Linked DNA regions of Homo sapiens: region 1 is linked to region 2. The links are chromatin contacts, found by Hi-C or POLR2A ChIA-PET in ENCODE. All regions are on one chromosome and are shown on one strand. The core of a region is the stretch at or near the end of the contact, and the rest is flanking DNA. Distances in the headings are between cores, read along the strand shown. Region 1 holds the start of DDIT4 (DNA damage inducible transcript 4). Region 2 holds the start of C10orf105 (chromosome 10 open reading frame 105).

What was found. Hi-C counts contacts between places; a loop is a spot of excess contacts on that map. ChIA-PET counts read pairs that join two places held with the same protein, here RNA polymerase II (POLR2A). Pooled maps may share reads with other maps.
Region 1: POLR2A ChIA-PET joins it to region 2 with 11 read pairs in H1. The contact joins the enhancer-like site here to the promoter of C10orf105 in region 2. A Hi-C loop is called at or near these places in 6 of 50 pooled maps. POLR2A ChIA-PET finds 5 or more read pairs at or near these places in 2 of 52 experiments (H1 and activated naive CD8-positive, alpha-beta T cell).

What each region holds. Positions count from the first base shown.
Region 1 is chr10:72,273,816-72,280,285 of GRCh38, forward strand. It overlaps DDIT4 (DNA damage inducible transcript 4), which reads left to right and starts at 109. Exons shown (of 3, transcript NM_019058.4): 1 at 109-245; 2 at 342-606; 3 at 880-2,221. The coding sequence starts at 402. The coding sequence ends at 1,373. RefSeq lists enhancers at 364-483, 1,752-2,275. Within about 2 kb of position 4,692, at least 12 of the 41 ENCODE cell types and tissues checked have a DNase peak (open chromatin) inside an H3K27ac peak, as active enhancers do.
Region 2 is chr10:71,715,850-71,722,342 of GRCh38, forward strand. It overlaps C10orf105 (chromosome 10 open reading frame 105), which reads right to left and starts at 3,929. Exons shown (of 2, transcript NM_001164375.3): 1 at 3,778-3,929; 2 at 1-493. The coding sequence starts at 488. The coding sequence ends at 87. The region is part of intron 28 of CDH23 (cadherin related 23); the gene reads left to right. RefSeq lists a silencer at 1,204-1,401 and an enhancer at 3,318-4,066.

The DNA.
Region 1 (6,470 bases), core at 3,442-5,941, 560 kb after region 2:
ATTGGCCAAGGCGGGCCACACTCCCGGGTCTGGATTGGGTCGTGGCGCAGAGAAGGCGTGGCCTCGCCGCGCTAGTCCTTATAGGCTGCTCCGCGCTGGTGCTAGGGCGCAGCAGGCCAAGGGGGAGGTGCGAGCGTGGACCTGGGACGGGTCTGGGCGGCTCTCGGTGGTTGGCACGGGTTCGCACACCCATTCAAGCGGCAGGACGCACTTGTCTTAGCAGTTCTCGCTGACCGCGCTAGCTGGTGAGTGTCCCTTCTGTGTGTGGGTCCTAGAGCTCGCGGTCTGGTCTGGTCTGGTCCCCAGACTGACGCCTGGTCGGTCCCCCTCTTGTCTTACAGCGGCTTCTACGCTCCGGCACTCTGAGTTCATCAGCAAACGCCCTGGCGTCTGTCCTCACCATGCCTAGCCTTTGGGACCGCTTCTCGTCGTCGTCCACCTCCTCTTCGCCCTCGTCCTTGCCCCGAACTCCCACCCCAGATCGGCCGCCGCGCTCAGCCTGGGGGTCGGCGACCCGGGAGGAGGGGTTTGACCGCTCCACGAGCCTGGAGAGCTCGGACTGCGAGTCCCTGGACAGCAGCAACAGTGGCTTCGGGCCGGAGGAAGGTGAGCGGTGGGCGGGTGCCGACGCGACTCGAGGGGCCGGGAAGGTGGGGAAGCCCCGGTGCTGGAAGGGGTCAGAGCCGCCTTGGCTTCCTATCCCATCGGGACCCAGATTGCTTGGGGGCAGGGGGAATTGGAGTATAAGGTGAGTGAGGCGGAAACTGAGGCACGGAGTGGGAAGGAGCGTTGGTTTCTTAAGGAAACAGCACCTCCCCCGCCTGTGCGTTTCGTTTTGAAGCCGCTCTAATACCCCTTCCTGTGTGCTCTCCTTTCCAGACACGGCTTACCTGGATGGGGTGTCGTTGCCCGACTTCGAGCTGCTCAGTGACCCTGAGGATGAACACTTGTGTGCCAACCTGATGCAGCTGCTGCAGGAGAGCCTGGCCCAGGCGCGGCTGGGCTCTCGACGCCCTGCGCGCCTGCTGATGCCTAGCCAGTTGGTAAGCCAGGTGGGCAAAGAACTACTGCGCCTGGCCTACAGCGAGCCGTGCGGCCTGCGGGGGGCGCTGCTGGACGTCTGCGTGGAGCAGGGCAAGAGCTGCCACAGCGTGGGCCAGCTGGCACTCGACCCCAGCCTGGTGCCCACCTTCCAGCTGACCCTCGTGCTGCGCCTGGACTCACGACTCTGGCCCAAGATCCAGGGGCTGTTTAGCTCCGCCAACTCTCCCTTCCTCCCTGGCTTCAGCCAGTCCCTGACGCTGAGCACTGGCTTCCGAGTCATCAAGAAGAAGCTGTACAGCTCGGAACAGCTGCTCATTGAGGAGTGTTGAACTTCAACCTGAGGGGGCCGACAGTGCCCTCCAAGACAGAGACGACTGAACTTTTGGGGTGGAGACTAGAGGCAGGAGCTGAGGGACTGATTCCTGTGGTTGGAAAACTGAGGCAGCCACCTAAGGTGGAGGTGGGGGAATAGTGTTTCCCAGGAAGCTCATTGAGTTGTGTGCGGGTGGCTGTGCATTGGGGACACATACCCCTCAGTACTGTAGCATGAAACAAAGGCTTAGGGGCCAACAAGGCTTCCAGCTGGATGTGTGTGTAGCATGTACCTTATTATTTTTGTTACTGACAGTTAACAGTGGTGTGACATCCAGAGAGCAGCTGGGCTGCTCCCGCCCCAGCCCGGCCCAGGGTGAAGGAAGAGGCACGTGCTCCTCAGAGCAGCCGGAGGGAGGGGGGAGGTCGGAGGTCGTGGAGGTGGTTTGTGTATCTTACTGGTCTGAAGGGACCAAGTGTGTTTGTTGTTTGTTTTGTATCTTGTTTTTCTGATCGGAGCATCACTACTGACCTGTTGTAGGCAGCTATCTTACAGACGCATGAATGTAAGAGTAGGAAGGGGTGGGTGTCAGGGATCACTTGGGATCTTTGACACTTGAAAAATTACACCTGGCAGCTGCGTTTAAGCCTTCCCCCATCGTGTACTGCAGAGTTGAGCTGGCAGGGGAGGGGCTGAGAGGGTGGGGGCTGGAACCCCTCCCCGGGAGGAGTGCCATCTGGGTCTTCCATCTAGAACTGTTTACATGAAGATAAGATACTCACTGTTCATGAATACACTTGATGTTCAAGTATTAAGACCTATGCAATATTTTTTACTTTTCTAATAAACATGTTTGTTAAAACAGTTGGTTGAGTCTCTCATCAGTACCATGAAGTGAAAAGGAGGGAGATGGGTGCTAGTGAAAGGCAGGTCTCATCAGGCCCTGGGGTCCACCTGTGTGTTCCTCCATCCCTTTCCGGGACTGCCTGCCAGCCTGGTGACAGAGGTATGTGTACCGTGTGCCATCTGTGCCAAGAACCCTTGGCCCTGTGCTGGCTGAAGCTACTAGGAGAACACACTGGAAACCCCTGAAGGTAGGGGGTGAGTCAGACCTCCCACCGAGCCAGAGTCTCCAGAGGGAGAGCTCACCTGGCTGCCCCGGTTAGAAGGCCCAGACAGGAGGGCCCACTGAGCCCAAGGTCTTTAATAAACAGTGAAAGAACTAGAAAATACCTTTTTTCTTTCTGGGAGAAAAAAATCAGTTGTTCTACCATCATGAAAATTACAAATCTTATCTCTGGATTTAAAAAGACTAAGAGGGGGAGTTTGAAAAATGCTACTTAGCTCATGCCTCTCACTGGACAAGGAACCAAGAGGGGCATGAGCTGCCACTGGAAGGAAGTCTGGACCAGGCAGGTGCAGAACTCCTTGCACACACACAGGTGAGGGAAGGAGTGCTAAGGGCTTAGAGAGCAAGGAAATAGCAGGCCTACCTTAACGATACCTTGGGTCACCCAGACGTCCTCTGTGACCTGTTGTCCCAGCCACTTGGGATGCTGAAGCCAGAGGATTGCTTGAGTCCAGGAGTTCAAGGCTGCAGCCTGGGTGACAGCAAGACCCTGTCTCTAAAAACAAAAGATGCATTGTGCATTCTGGGCCCTAAGTTCCTTGTCAGAAAAATTGGCAAATTGGAGTTGGGCCAGATGAAGCCCAGGGCCTTTCCCCCTTCTTCCCTGGAATTACATCCACCCACACCAACTGGCATTTGGAGAGTTTTTATCTCCCTTGTTTCTCTTCCTGGTCCCAGACAGGCCTTGTTTGCTCAAGACTAAAACAGTGGCTCTTGCACTTGAGCGTGTGTAATCAGATCACATGGGCCCTCCTGGAGATTCTCAGTGCATCCGGGCCAGGGCCCCAGGAATCTGCATTTACATCAGGGATTCCAATAGAGGGTCCTAAACTTTACGATGACTTGGAAGACCCATCTCTCTTTGGTAGAACTGAGTGATTTGTTCCCCAAAATGGATAAACTTGGATTAGAAGTGCATTTGGAAATGGATAGTGAGAACAGTGAAGAAGGTGCCCAGACCAGTGTGAGGAAAGCCCTCACACCCATTTTCTTAGCACATCCTCCTAATAGCCACCCTGTGAGGGGTGGGTGGCGGCAGGGGTTTTTAATGTTTTACAGATTAGTAAATGGAGGCCCAAGCCCTGGAATGGTCATCTTCTTGGATAAGGGCTGACTTTGTCCACTCCCAGCCTATTGAGATTCAGGGCTGGGAGTAAAGCAAGCTTGACACCTGGGCTGAGTCTGAAGGGCACTTTCCCGGGAACTGAGATCTGTGCCAATGCTCACGACCCTGCCTCCCCAGTCTCAAAAGAGAAGCAAGGAAACAATTGTCTTCAGAGTACAGAGTCTTGTTGGTATTTGGGGGCCTGAGCTGGATGGATTGGTCAGCATTAGCCCTTCTCCAAGCCAAGGAGGCAGCTGAGCCCAGCACCGTACCTTTTCTTAGATAGTCAGACTGAGGCCAAATCAAAGCTTGGGTTCCCAAGCTAGCTCAGCTGAGATGCCCTCTCCCAGAGCCAAACTGGCTTCCCTCATTCTCACAGGGCCTGAAAATCCTCCTGCAGCAGGACAGAAGGGTCCGCAAGTGGGAGCCCTGAGCTTGAGTCTCACAGTAAAGGGAAGAGGGTTGCTGAGGCCCAAGACAGTTCTGGGTCCTGAGGTCTGCTAAGACATGGCAGGGAGCTTTGCCCCAGGTACCGGACTTGCTAAGAAAAAATGGGGCAGGCTTCTTTGTTGCTAAGCAGGAAAGCTAAGAAAGCTTATAAAGACCTACACATAAAATCAACTTTGGTAAATGCTTTCAGAAATTGTCCTATTTAGTGAGACCCTATCTGATAAAGAAAGGAAGGAAAGAAAAAAAAGAAAGGAAAGGAAAGGGGAAAGGAAAAAGGAAAGGAAAGGAAAAAGATTGCCCTATTTGGCCTGGAAAATATGTACTGATTACCTCCCTTCCTACAGGATTCCCTCTCTTATTCCTATTTCCCACCTCATCGGGTCAATGCTCTAGAACCTGCAATGGTTCCCTATTGCCAGATTCCACTGCTGGTCTTTTAGGACATTTGGTGTTGGGCCCTATACTCCCTACTGAGGCTTACCTCCCACCATTCCCCTTAACTGGGGGCAAGTCAATCTGGACTGCCCTTTTCTCTAGCCGCAGACTCCGCTCATTCTAGTGCCTTCCACCAAGGATATCTTCCTGAGTTTTGCTGGCAAGCCCTGTCCTTCCTTTAAGGCCTAGAGCAAGTTCCAGCCTTTTTATGGCTCTTTTCTGCTTTCCCTCCCCCCATCTTTCACAATTGCAGTGTGAAAACATGGCATACAATGATCTCATTGTATGCACTTGTTTTATATCCCCCTAGCTCTATAGAACACCCCTAGGTTCTCCTGAGGCCTGGCACATAGTGGTTAACTAAGCATTGGCTGTCCGAGCCTTGGGTCATGCCCTCTCTCTAAGCTCAGAGAACATAAGATTCCCTCACTAGCCTCAGACTCTCAGGCTACGAGGAGAGGAGGGCAGGGTTAGAAAGAGTTGTTGTTGTTTTTTTGTTTGTTTGTTTTTTGTTTTTTTCATTAGCCTACCACCTAGTTTAGAGGAATATTAAAGGCTAAGGTCCTGGAAGGGAGGTAGTGTCATTAGTGGCTAAAGCCACCTGCATTAGTGAAATCTGGATTCAGATCCCAGCTCAGCCATTTCCTAGCCAATGACCTGGGGCCAGTAACTTTACCTTCCTAAGCTTCAGTTTCCTCATCCGTAAAGTGGGAATGATAGTGAGGAAATGATATATATAACAACATTACTAAGGCCCCCTATGGGCAGAGGACGCCCATGACTGGATAGAGATGGCAGCCTAAGCATGGCAGGGCTGGTTTCACAGCAAGTGCCTTTAATAGGGACCACCCTTTGACTCCTGTTCCCTCTGGTCTTATGTTCCTCTAACAGCTTTTCAAAGTTACCATCTTAACAGCCATGTTGGCTGGGTGCCGGTGGTTCATGCCTGTAATCTCAGCACTTTGGAAGGCCAAGGTGGGAGGATCACTTGAGCCCAAGAATTCAAGACCAGCCTGAGCAACACAGTGAGAACTCTATAAATAAATAAATAAATAAATAAATATTTAACAGCCATGTCAACATATGACCTTAACAAATTCAAAAGAAAAATAAGGCTGGGCATGTGGGTGGGCACCTGTAATCCTAGCACTTTGGGAGGCTGAGGCAGGAGAATCGTGTGAACCCGGGAGGCGGAGGTTGCAGTGAGCCCAGCTCTCACTCCAGCCTGGGTGACAGAACAAGACTCCATCTCAAAAAGACCAAAAACAAAAACAAAAACAAAAACCAAACAAACAAAAAGGCTGGGTACGGTGGCTTCACGCCTGTAATCCCAGCACTTTAGGAGGCCAAGGCAAGTGGATCACTTGAGGTCAGGAATTCGAGACCAGCCTGGCCAACATGGTGAAACCCTGTCTCTACTAAAAATACAAAAATTGGCTGGGTGTGATGGCACATGCATGTGGACCCAGCTATTTGAGAGGCTGAGGCAGGAGAATTGCTTCAACCCAGAGGCAGAGGTTACAGTAAGCTGAGATCGCGCCACCGCACTCCAGCCTGGGAGACAGAGCAAGACTCGGTGTCAAAAAAAAAAGCATGAAAGAAAAACAAACCCTCCACTTGGGGGAAATATGTTCAGACAGCTATACTTCTAAGTTGCATTATTCTAATTCTGGTACATATTAAGCATTACATATAAGGTTCCTTTAGGCTGGGCGTGGTGGCTCACACCTGTAATCCCAGCACTTTGGGAGGCTGAGATAGGTGGATCACCTGAGGTCAGGAGTTCGAGACCAGCCTGGCCAACGTGGTGAAACCCCGTCTCTACTAAAAATAGACAAATTTGCCAAGCGTGATGGTGTGTGCCTGTAGTCCCAGGTACTCGGGAGGCTGAGGGAGGAGAATCATTTGAACCCAGGAGGCGGAGGTGGCAGTGAGCCAAGATTGCGCCACTGGGCAACAGATTGAGACTCTGTTTAAAAAAAAAAAATTCCTTT
Region 2 (6,493 bases), core at 2,679-5,178:
CCTGCAGCCTGCAGCACCGGTCTCTGAAGCAGGAGGATCTACAGGTAGACCTAGGGGGATGTGGGGGCATGTTTGTGGACACCCCATTACATCTTGGTAGATTCCATGTAGTCACAGTGGCTGCGGTTGTCCTCGGGGCCCGGCAGGGGCTGTCGAGGGACGGTGGGCCGGCCATGGCGGAAGCTGTGCAGGGAGAGGCGCAAGGAGCCCAGGCGCTTCCAGAGCCGGAGCTGGGGCTCACTGGGGCTCCCAGGGTGGTGGGGCATGCACTCGTGAGCCCTGCGGCGGCTCGGGTCCAGCGCGGCCGGCTTGCAGAGCGTCATGAACAGCAGACAGGTGGCCAGCAGGAGGAAGATGCAGGCCAGGGCGATGAGCATGGGGAGGGGGTCAGTTGCCTCTGCAAGGGTCCCGGGAGTGACGGGAGCTGAGAGAAAGGCGAGGGGGCTGATGGCTGGGGAGCTGGCGAGGCTGGGGCCCTCTGTGCTCATGGCTCCTGCAACAGCAACAAGACAGAAGCTCAAAGGCAGATCAGCTGGACCCAGGGCAGCGGGTATAGGGAAGACTTACCTAGGGAATGTGGATGGGGGCAAGGCACTGTTAAACTGGACAGCATCATGGCCACATCACAGGTTAAGACAGCAAGGTCCAGAGACATCACAAGTCTAAGTGTACACACAGCTGAGCAGTGATGGAGCTGGGCCCAAGCTCAGGCCCTCTTCCTGTTCCACCCTGTGCCCATCTGCCATGCAGACAAGAGGGCGGTGGCCTGTCCGCATTTTCAAATCAATCCTCATGAATCATCACAGGGTCTTAGGCCTGGAAACTTAAGACCAACTCTGTCAATAACTTGCTCTGTGGCCAGGAACGAGTTATGGATGGTAAGAGGCCGCAGCTGCCAGGGTCCCTAGCAGTAATCTAATACCAAAGCTGCAAACTGGGGGCCCACGGGTGTGTTTAGTTGGGTCCTTGCCATGTTTTTATCAATGTAATTATGAATATTTTCAAAATAATAACAGATTTCACAAAAATATATGGGTGCCTGAATTCTCTTGAAATGTCAGAATTTCACCACTGGCATTGGCCCATGTTCCTGCCTCATCCCTGTGTCTGGGGCTGAGCAGCCGCTGCCCCCTGTAGACAGGGCACTGACCTCCAGCTCCCCACCCTCCCCCACAGGCCCACCACACACCTTATTTCACCTGCCTGGCCCCGTGGGGATTCCTGTGACTGCTTCCCCATGCAGTCCAACTTGCTCCCACGACAGGTGGGAAACTGAGGTCCGAAGAGGGGATTTGGCATTAGGGAGCCAGTGAAGGTTTTAGAGGTGGGGAGTGACAAGCCAGAGCTCACTCCTTGGGAAGGCTTGGCTGGCTGCATTGTGGGTCACAGTAGGGTGGGGTGGGGCAGCTTGGTGGTGGGAAGGCCAAGGCCACATTGTGAGCCAATGGCCAAGTGAAGGTCAGAAGCAGGTCTCCTGACTCCTGGCCCCATGGCCTTGCCACCCCTCTGGCCCCCAGCCCTTTCGGAGCTCAGTGAGCTGCTCTGGGAACAGGTGGGAAATAAACCCACAAGGAGTTGACAAGGGGGCTGGAAACCCCCCAGGGACATCATACACCTGACAGGGCATTTCCTTTCCCACTGAAGATCATCCCATTAGACGCAGTGCAGCAGACGGTCCTTGTCGATGGAAAACCAGGCTGAGCTTTTGGCTCAATATGTCTGGGGTTGTAATAAAAATGCTCACAGATCCTGGCCAGCAGATAACACATGACCAGAGGGTACAGATGAGCAGGGCCACCTGGAGAGCACTGGCTGGGCCCTCTCAAGGAAGTGGAGGGGCCTCAGCCCAGAATGGTGCTGTCAGTGCCGGAGTGCAGGCCCAGTGTGGTCAGCTCTGTCAGTTTCCCAAGAGAAGCCAGAAATCTGGATTTTTTTAAAGGCAAACATTCTAGACGTTTAAATGTTGGCAGCTAATTCAAATTTGTTGAAGGCAAGAAAGAAGAGAGGTGGGGTGGGGGAGAACACAGCAAAAGCCAAATAAACTTGATTTCAAAATAATGTGAAATGAATTTTCAAATATTTGAAACACTACACAGGCCAAACCAAACACATAAGCAGAGGACGTCCAGCTTGCAGGTCAGCATGTGTGATATTTAAATTCTACTGACGTGGACAAGCAATCCCAGGGGGTCTGATAAAAAGTCATGATTTCCCTTTAACCTTGGGGTCTTTCCTTTTCATGAGGGTGGGGGATAGCAGATTTTCCTCCTTCCCAGCTTGCAGCTTAGATAACAGTTGAGTTTCTAGCACGGAAGCTCAGGAGGAGGAAAGATGTCAGGTCACGCTCAGAGAAACCCTGCCACAGGTAGTGGGGAGGGGAGTGGGCCACCTAGTTCCCCACCCGAGGGACTCCTGTCCCTACCCCAGGCACTCACCAGCAGCCGCAGGACCTCACTCCTGGCTCCCTGCGCCCAGCCAACTGAGGGCATGCAGAGCACCCCACCTCCCACCCATTCCCCACCACCACCCCTCCCAGCACTTCCAGGCAGAAAACGACCCCTCCCAGTGCCTGGCTGGAAAGTGTGATGCCCGTCTAGCTGCCCAGGGCCTCCGCCTTTGCGGCATCAGGCCTAGAGAGCACTCTGGCTGGGCAGCTGTGCATGGGTTGGCCTTTCCTTGAGTCTGAGCAGGGAGGAGGGATGGGGTGTGCCCACCGCTCATTCCCGTGGGGAGAAAATCAGCCATCCCTCTCTCCTACCCTGGACAATGCTTGGCCAGGAGTAAGAAAAGGGCAGTCTGAAATGGGAGATGCCTCAATCCTACTAGTTCTAATGTTATTTCAAGGCCTTCAAAGGAATCTGGAGACCCTACTGGGCTAGCAAATAGGATCCAGGCTTCAGGCCTTGGGACCTGCTTTAATTTAAAAAATAAGTGAGGCCAGGCGTGTTGGCTCTCACCTGTAATCCCAGCACTTTGGGAGGCCAAGGCAGGAGGATCACTTGAGCCCAGGAGTTTGAGAACAGCCTGGGCAACATAGTGAGTCTTCATTTCTGAAAGAAAAAAAAAAAAGGTTTTTTAATTAGCCAGGTGTGGTAGTATGTGCCTGTGGCCCCAGCTACTCAGGAGGCTGAGGCAGAAGGATCATTTGAGCCCAAAAGTTTGAGGCTACAGCGAGCTAGAATCATGCCACTGCGCTACAGCCTGAGCGACAGAGCAACACTCTGTCTCAAAAAAATAAAAAATAAAAAAAAAATAAGTGGAGTTGTAATTAGCATCTGAGTAGTTCCTGTGGCAACGAGAGATTCCTAAGTGCTTGAAAACAACACAACACCCTTCCTGGAGCACGAGGCAAGTCCAGCTGCCAGGCCCCTTGACACCCGGCTACTGACCAACCAGCAAAGGCCAGCTAGTACTGGGAGAGGATGCCTTGCCCGGACCAAGGCCAGGAATCATCTGGAGGGCAGTTGAAGCCACTCCCTTCCCACTGGGGCCAGGGTGCACCAGCGGGCCCTGCTCTGGACATATCTCTGCAAGCTCAGTCTAGGACCCTCCTCTTCCCTTGGAGTTCCACAGAGCAGGACCTGCTGTGGGCAGAGAAGACTGCTGTGTGGCCTCGGGCTAGTCCCTACCCCTTACTGGGCCTTGTTTCCCCTCTCTACAGAACCAGAGGACTGCCTAGGTCTGAGCATACCCTCACATTCTCCCAGGAGTCCCCAGCAAGGGTCTCCACCACACTTCCCTCTCCAAGCCTTCTCCTGCAGTCCCCCAAGCACTGACCTCAGAGCCAGACCCCAGCCGTCCGGAGCTCCGTGGAGAGGTCTTCTCAGCTGTGGAAGGGAGGCCCAAGGAGCCCTGGGCAGTGCCTGTGACCCCAGCCCTGCCAGGCTCTGCTGTGCCCTGCAGCCCTCGGTCAGCCTGGCCAGCAGAGTGGCCTCCCCGTCACTCCCCAGCTGGACCTGGCTTTGTCTAGAAGAGTTTGGGCCCTGCCTTGGGGGAGGGGATAGCTAAGGGAGTAGGGATGGCAACTGGGTTGGGAAGAGGGAGAGGGGAGCTGTCCAGAGACTCTGGGATGCCCCCTGGCCTTCCCACCGCCTCTCTCCAGCCTGTCTCCTTGGAGCCCTCTCAGGGGTGGAAGACTCTGGGGAGACGCAGGGGGAGGGTTTTACTGCCTCTGCGGCCCCATGGCGCTCACCTTCCCCTGTCGGAAGTTTGAATGGTATGGTCGGCGGCAGCCAGAGGTTCGCTATTCAGTGCCTGCCAGCCACCAGGTTACCCTGGAGAGGGGCTACAAGCCATGGCAGGAGGGGAGCAGGGAGAGTGCTGGTCCCTGGCAGCCCCTGAGGCCCCTCCTGCAGCGTCCCTGGGCCCCATTCCTTCCAGGCTTTTCCCTCAGCTTGTAGAAAAGCACCTTCCCTTTGAAGGTGTCTGGCTACAGAAGCGAGGGGTGAGGGGCATCTTCAAAGGTCAGGGGGATCCCAGGGCAGAAAGCATAGGACTGACGGACCTCCAAGGCCATGCTCCCCACAGTGCGGGTGGGCCACGGGAGACCTCCACTGGAGGCTCTTTCCAAAACACACACACACACACACACACACACACACTTCCCTCCCCCAGCCTTCTTTCTCCCCAGAAGCCAGAGCTTCCCTGACAACCAGCTGCCTGCTTAGGAGCCCAAGTCTTTGGCAGCTTCCCCACCAGGGACCTCCAAGCTCCCAGAAATGCAACTCAAGACAGGAGTCATGGCCCTGTCCAAGACCTGAGCCTCAGACCCATTCCCTTTTTTGGAGCCCCAGTTTCTGGTTTTTAGCTGTTCCCTCCTGCCCTTGCCCATAAAAAGAGGCACTGTCTGCCAACCCCAAGATGGACAAGAGATTTCCTATGGACTGTTAAAGCTGGAGAGGTCCTCAGGGGTCATCTAACTCCTCTTCTGAGAGAAAAGAGCCCCCGTCTTCTCTCAGATGACCAAACTGAGGCCCAGAGAGGTGTGACCTGCCCAGGGGCACCCAGCAAGTGAGTGGTGGGGGACTTGGTGTTTCCCCTGTGCTGGGTGGGCAGGGGCAGGCAGTAGGCATCCAGGGTAGGCAAAGCATCCGGCCCAAAGGTGTTTTCAATGCCCAGAGTCCCCATTGGGATTCCTGCACCTTCCATCACAGCATTCACTGCCTTCATTTTCCTTAACTTCCTCTCCTGAAACCAACTGAACACTTCATCTGTGGCCCCCATTCCTCCTGAGATGACAGAAGACAAAGCTTCCAGGGTGGTGCAGGCTGCTGGAGCAGGGAGGCATCAAGGAAATCTCACCATGGATAGGCATGCAAGGGCATGCTCTGGGCAACGTGGCTCTCTTCACCATCCTGAGCCCTTCCAGATCTGGACAATTGAAGCACCCTGTTACATCCCTCCACCTGCCAGCTCCTAAGGTTTCTCAGGGAATGGAGAGAGAAAGAACTGCACGGCAAGGGGCAATCCAGCCATCCCCAGCTCTGGCATAAATCCAGAGGGCTCTCTGGAGAAGGTGGCATCACTCATGTTGACCTTCACCACACATCCCCATGCTAGGCACCAGCCAAGACGCTTTGCAAGATGACTTCTGATCTTCCCCTCAACCCTGCAAGGCTGGTCATCATTGTGCCCAGTCTAGAGATGAGAAAACTGAGGCTCAAGGGGGCTAAAGTACTTATCCATAGTGCCATAGAGAGTAAGTGACAAAGCCTAAATTCATGCTTGGGTGTGCCTGACCCAGGGCCCTTGTTCTTTTTGCTCCAGTGTACTCGTCCTCCTCCCCACCATCAACATGCTCATCAGAATCCTTAGACACACTTACCGCAGTGCCCGGATGTGCATCGAGGCCAGCGCCTGCTACAGGCTCCTCGCTCTGCCTTCATACCACCATGTCTATACTCCCTGTCCTGTGGAGGTTCCAGGGCATCAGTGCTGCTGATTGAGGCTGTCATTCCACTCTTCCAACCACAGCCCTCTGCTGTCCCTGCATGAGCCCTTCACTCCAGACTGGGGTCCTAGTTCCTTCCTTAGCCTCCCCAGCTGCCTCTACTTCAGCTAACACTGTTTCCCAGCACAAATGTTCTTCCCAACCTTCTCTGCTAAGCCAGGTTTCCTCCATCCTTCCAAACCCAGCTCCCTCCTTTGGAAACCTTCAGCCAATCCCACCTTCACTGCTTTCTTGATCTTTGCTAGCAGGAACCCATCCCCATCTTCTCTGCAGTTTTGTCCAGTGAGCAACGATAGGAAAGCCTACATTAGGGCTTCGGGTGGCAAGAAAGAAAATCCATTCTATATTATCTTAGGCAGGGCCAGACATGGTGGCTCATGCCTGTAATCCCACCACTTTGGGAAGCCAAGGCGGGAGGATTGCTTGAGCTCAGGAGTTCGAGACCAGCCTGGGCAATATAGCAAGACCCTGTCTCTACAAAAAAAATAATAATAATCTAGGCAGAAGGAGAAGTGTACTGTAGCAATACTGGGATACCCTACA